Linked DNA regions of Homo sapiens: region 1 is linked to region 2. Evidence: read pairs that join two places in POLR2A ChIA-PET (ENCODE). Cell type or tissue: OCI-LY7. All regions are shown on one strand. Links, peaks and the distances in the headings refer to the core of each region. The heading gives the core; the rest is flanking DNA.

The links. ChIA-PET counts read pairs that join two places held together with the same protein. Peaks named below come from ENCODE experiments on the same cell type or tissue, not always from the same donor. Only the 100,000 strongest peaks of a DNase experiment are listed, where the experiment ranks them.
Region 1: POLR2A ChIA-PET joins it to region 2 with 14 read pairs; 8 of 35 experiments call an interaction of 5 or more read pairs at or near these places.

What each region holds. Positions count from the first base shown.
Region 1 is chr11:71,992,177-71,994,994 of GRCh38, forward strand. RNF121 (ring finger protein 121) reads left to right here. Exons shown (of 9, transcript NM_018320.5): 7 at 2,543-2,676. Among named protein-coding and RNA genes, the nearest start is that of IL18BP, 5.3 kb to the right of the region's middle. In OCI-LY7, for the core only: no CTCF peak of the experiment used is centred there; a DNase peak (open chromatin) is centred at 1,531.
Region 2 is chr11:72,059,478-72,062,295 of GRCh38, forward strand. All of the region lies in intron 2 of NUMA1 (nuclear mitotic apparatus protein 1), which reads right to left. Among named protein-coding and RNA genes, the nearest start is that of MIR3165, 11 kb to the right of the region's middle. In OCI-LY7, for the core only: no CTCF peak of the experiment used is centred there; no DNase peak of the experiment used is centred there; H3K27ac peaks cover 458 bases.

The DNA of each region.
Region 1 (2,818 bases), core at 183-2,682, 67 kb before region 2:
GCTTAGTCCATATTGGTAATTGTTTTTGAACTGCACAGTGGTAGGAGTTGCTCCTTACAATTTTTACTTTGTGAACTCTTATTCCTTGATTTAACCCACAGCCGCTACAACAACAGCCACTGTCACTTACTGCTTTACCAAAAATTGGGGAAGCTTTCATACTTGCTTTGTTAATCTTTAACTGTATGTGTAAAGCTACACATTTCATTTCAACATTTAATATTAAAAGTGTTTTGAGTCTTTACTTAAGAGACAATTTGGTGTCTCTTAAATAGAGGTTTAGTGATGTCTTTGTGACAGAAATATGACACAGGAACTGAACTCTTGTTTCTATCAATTAGCCTGTGGTAAAATTGGTTTTGTTATATGTCGTTTCATTTAAAGTCACAGTTTCCAAGAAACTGTCAGTGAAGTGAGGACATACTGTATTTGAGAAGTATTTTGGACTTAGATATAGTTTGGTTCTGAAGACTGAAGGGAAAAATACAAAGGAAATATAGGTTTCAAAGCTGAGATTTCTGATTCGGCAACTGCTTGGATGGTAGTACCTTTCACTGAGATAGGAAATGCTGCAAGAGCAGCAGGTGGACATCACGGAGAGATGCTTAAATATGGGTAAATTAACAGCCAATCTGAGAAACGCAAGTAAATATTTCTATTTTTTTTTTCAGAATGGAAATATATCTTTATTGTTTTGCTGTTTATAAAAGTAGTATGTTCTCTTTGTAATTATTTAAACAACACAGAAGTGCTCCCTGTCTCAGTGTCATCCCCCAAGACCCCACCCCAAGAAGGAATATTTCCATCACCTTGGGTAACTTTAATCTAGTACCGTTTAAGGCCAGGGACTTTGTCCCTCAGTATCATGGGAATATTCTAATTTTTTCTCTACTGGATCAAATTGAAAACAGTACATTGGATCACTTTATTGACAGTTTATTAGGTTCCTTTTTGAACAACTGTCTTGTGCTTTACCTTCATTTCCCTCTTACCTATTTGTGTAGACATTGGATCTTCCTTTAACCAGTTTACTCCCCAGAAGAGATTTCTAGACCATGTCACCATTTTGACCATTTTGAAGTATACAATTCATGCATTAATTACATTTGCAGTGTTCTGCAACATTTTCACTGTCTAATTCCAAAATTTTTCTTCATCCCAAACAGAAACTCTGCCCATTAAGCAGTAACTCATTACCCCTTCCCACAGCCCTGGTTTACCTCTAATATACTTTCCATCTCTGTGAACATGCCTATTGTAGATATTTCATGTAAATGGAATCATACAATATTTGTCCCTTTGGCTTTTTTCACTTAGCGTAGTGTTTTCAGAGTTCATCCATGTATAGAATGTATCATTCCTTTATATGGCTGAATAGTATTCCATTGTGTGTGACACCGCATTTGGTTTATTCATTCATCTGTGGATAGGCACTTGAGTTGTTTCCACTTTTTGGCTACTGTGAGTAACGCTGTGAGCACTGGCGTTTAAGTGTGTTTAGTCCCTAGTTTCATATCTTTTGGGTTTATACCGAGAATGGAATTGCTTGGTCATTTGGTAATTTTATGTTTAACTTTTTGAGGACATGCCAAACTCTTTGCTTTCTTAATTATGATAATGCTTAAGTGAATATCTGTATTCATGAAGCTTCTTTGACACTTCCTCTTTTTTTTTTTTTTTTTGAGATGGAGTCTCGGTCTGTTGCCCAGGCTGGAGTGCAGTGGTGCGATCTCGGCTCACTGCAAGCTCTGCCTCCCGGGTTCACGCCATTCTCCTGCCTCAGCCTCCTGAGTAGCTGGGACTACAGGCGCCCCCCACCATGCCTGGCTAATTTTTTGTATTTTTAGTAGAGACGGGGTTTCACTGTGTTAGTTAGGATGCTCTCGATCTCCTGACCTCGTGATCCGCCCTCCTTGGCCTCCCAAAGTGCTGGGGTTACAGGCGTCAGCCACCGCGCCCAGCCTCCTCTTATTTCTTTAAATTCCTTGAAGTGAAATTAATGGGTCAAAAGGTGCAACAATTTGAGATACCATGCTAAATCCTATCTGAAAGGCTTGAACCCCTTTTGCTGCTGCCACAAATGTCTGAGAATGCCCTTGTCACCAAACCAACATGGCACTTAATATTTCACTGTTTTAAATGTTGGAGAATATTGTTGTCCATTTCTGGTGGAACCATAGTCTGGCGACAGAATGGCTTGCCTGACACAGCTTTTGATCACCAGCCCCAAGTCCTTCTCCCTCCCCTTCCCCTTATCCTTTGGTGCTGATCCAGCCCAGTTTATAGGTTCTGTTACATCTAACTTCCCAACTGTCTCTAGTCTGGTCACTTCTCCCCATCTGCCCAGCAAAGATGAGGTCGATTTGACTTGTAAAAGATTACCTTTTCTAAACAGTTTAAAAAAAAAAAGATGTCCTCTAACTCTGGGCCTCCCGCTGCCACTGTGCCTCTTCTCTAGAAGGCCTGAGGTCTCTGTGGAGCTTCCTACTTTGGCTGCTTCTCACATCTTTTCCTATCTTTCCTTCCTGCTATTCTCCTTCAGTTCTACAGCGAGTCGGGCATGCCTACCAAACATCTTTCAGACAGTGTGTGTGCTGTGTGTGGGCAGCAGATCTTTGTGGACGTCAGTGAAGAGGGGATCATTGAGAACACGTATAGGCTGTCCTGCAATCATGTGTATCCTGCCTCGAGCTCCTGGGCCACATCTCTCCTGCAATCTGCACACTGTAGTGAGAGAGAGAAAGAGGGTGGTCATGACCCTAGGCATGCTGTCCAGACCCTTGAGTGTAGGAGAGCCACAAGAGGGCCACCTTCCCTA
Region 2 (2,818 bases), core at 227-2,726:
AAACTGTTCTCAAACTCCTAGGCTCAAACAATCCGCCCACCTTGTCCTCCCAAAGTGCTGGGATTACAGGTGTGAGCTATCATGGCTGGCAATTCCTTAAACTTTTAAAAGCTTGAAAAAATCCTATGTAAGAATGTGCCACAACTTTATTTTCCCATTTTGCTACATCTGGACATTTAGGTTGTTCACAGTGTTTTGCATGTCAAAGAATGCTGTATTGATAACACTGGCAGCACATCTCTAATTTTACACACAAGCTAATATTTCTCTAGGATATATACCAATAATTAGAATTAATGGGTTGAAAAGCTTGTGTATTTTAAATGTCAACAGATATTCCCAAATTACCATCTAAAACTGTGTACTAGTTTATAGTCTCACCAACAGAGGATAAAAATTCCCATCTACACCCTTCTACCAATATATTTTATCAATATATAAGATAGAATATATTATTGTTTTAATTTATATCTTATTTCCAGAAAAGTTAAACATCTCCTCACATATGCAACTGTTCATTCTTATTTCTTATGAAAGGTATTACCATTTTGATTTTAAACATGAGGGTTCAGAGATGCTAGAGTGACACAACCAGTAAGTCCAGACATCAAAGCTGTTTTTTTAACAATTTCCCATCAAAACTAGGCCTCTTTCTGTCAAGTGTAATTCCCCCTACCAGCAGCCAGCAAACTATGGCCTATAAGTTAGCAGCCCATATTTTGTAAATCAGGTTTTACTAAAACGTAGCCACGCCCATTCATTTAAGTATTGTCTATGGCTGCTTTTGTTCTCCAATGGCAGAGGTGAGTAGTTACAACCACATGGTCTGCAAAGCCTAAAATATTTACTACTGGGGTCTAAACAGAAACAATAACTTGCCTAAGCACAGTGACTCACACCTGTAATCCCAGTGCTTTGGGAGGCTGAAGGTGGTGGACTGCTTGCTGTTTGAGCCCAGGAGTTCGAGACCAACCTGGGCAACATGGCGAGATTCCATCTCTACAAAAATTAGAAAAATAGCCAGTTGTGGTGGCATGCACCTGTAATCCCAGATACTCAGGAGGCTGAGGTGGGAGGACTGCTTGAGCCTGGGAGGCCAAGGCCGTGGTGAACTGCCATTGTGCCACCACATTCCAGCCTGGAAGACAGAGTGAGACTCCATGTCGAAAAAACAAAACGCACACACACAAAAAAAACAAGAGTTAAAAACTAAAGAAAAGCTCAGGTCTGGGCACAGTGGCTCATGCCTGCAATCCCAGTACTTAGGAAGGCTTAGCGAGACCCCATCTCTACAAAAAATAAAAAAAATTAGGCTAGGCACGGTAGCCCACACCTGTAATCCCAGCATTTTGGGAGGCCGAGGCGGGCGGATCACGAGGTCAGGAGAATCGAGACTGTCCTGGCCAACATGGTGAAACCCCATCTCTACTAAAAATACAAAAATTAGCTGGCCGTGGTGGCGTGTGCCTGTAATCCCAGCTACTCAGGAGGCTGAGGCAGGAGATCACTTGAACCAAGGAGTTGGAGGCTGCAGTGAGCCGAGATCGTGCCACTGCACTCCAGCCTGGCGACAGAGCAAGACTGTCTAAAAAAATTTAAAAAATTAAAAATTAGCCAGGCACAGTGCTGTGTGCCTGTAGTTCCAGCTACTTGGGAGGCTGAGGCAGGAGGACCCCTTGAACCAAGGAGTTCGAGGTTGCAGTGAGCTATGATCACACCACGGCACTCCAAAATCTGGGTGATAGAGCAAGACCCTGTCTCAAAACAAAAAAAGAAAAGCTTCTCAGTGGGGATTAGTTATGGTCTAATTGGCCACAGCCAGAGCATGGCTATGTTACAGTGTGTGGCTCATTTTCAAATAACTTTATATGCAGTATAGGTCTGGTATATAATCCCAAAGGAAAGAGCCCAAAACACTCAAATGAAGTCAAAAGACTTATCTTTACTTATGGGTTGCAACACTAAAAGATTTTCTATGCACTACTCTTCGTCTTCCTTGTTTCTTTTCTTTTTTTTTTTTTTTTTTTTTTTGAGACAGAGCCTCATTCTGTTGCCCAGGCTGGAGTGCAGCGGTACAATCACAGTTTACCACAGCCTCAACCTCCCAGGCTCAAGCGATCCTCCTTCCTCAGACTCCTGAGTAGCTGGGACCACAGGCAGGTACCACCACACCTGGCTAATTTTTGTATTTTTTGTAGAGACAGGGCCTTGTCATGTTGCCTAAGCTCATCTCAAACTCCTGGGCTCAAGTAATCCTGCCTCTGCCTCCCAAAGTGCTGGGATTATAGGCATGAGCCACCATGCCTGGCCCCTTATTTAATTTCATCTGGTTCCTACTGTCCTTCAATGATTTTGACAATGTAGTTCCTACCCACACACCACAATAATACAAAACCAAAGCAAACTCCACTATGTCTGCTGCTAAACACCCCCAACAAACACACATACACATCACACCACACCACACAACACAACACAGGTGTCTCCTTCCCTTTTGCTAGCAGATTCGCTAGGAAGCAGCTGCACATTTCCAGCAAGTCGAACAAACTGCTGAGAGCTAGGGCCCCTGACCATTGTGGGAAAGGAAGGCCAATTCTCCCCTCTAGATTGTACCCTTCTGAAGATCCTGGCCATGAAAGAAGTCATTTCTCCAGAGAATTTTAAGCCATTCAGTTCCTATACGGCAGGCAGGAAAGGTGTCATCCTCCCCATATCATCAGTGGAGGAACTCAGTGTAACTTGTTTCATTTCCTCTTACTTCAAAAGGTCATTTTAAGTAATAGGGTCATTTAGGTAATATCAGTGATCTTTTTAATTT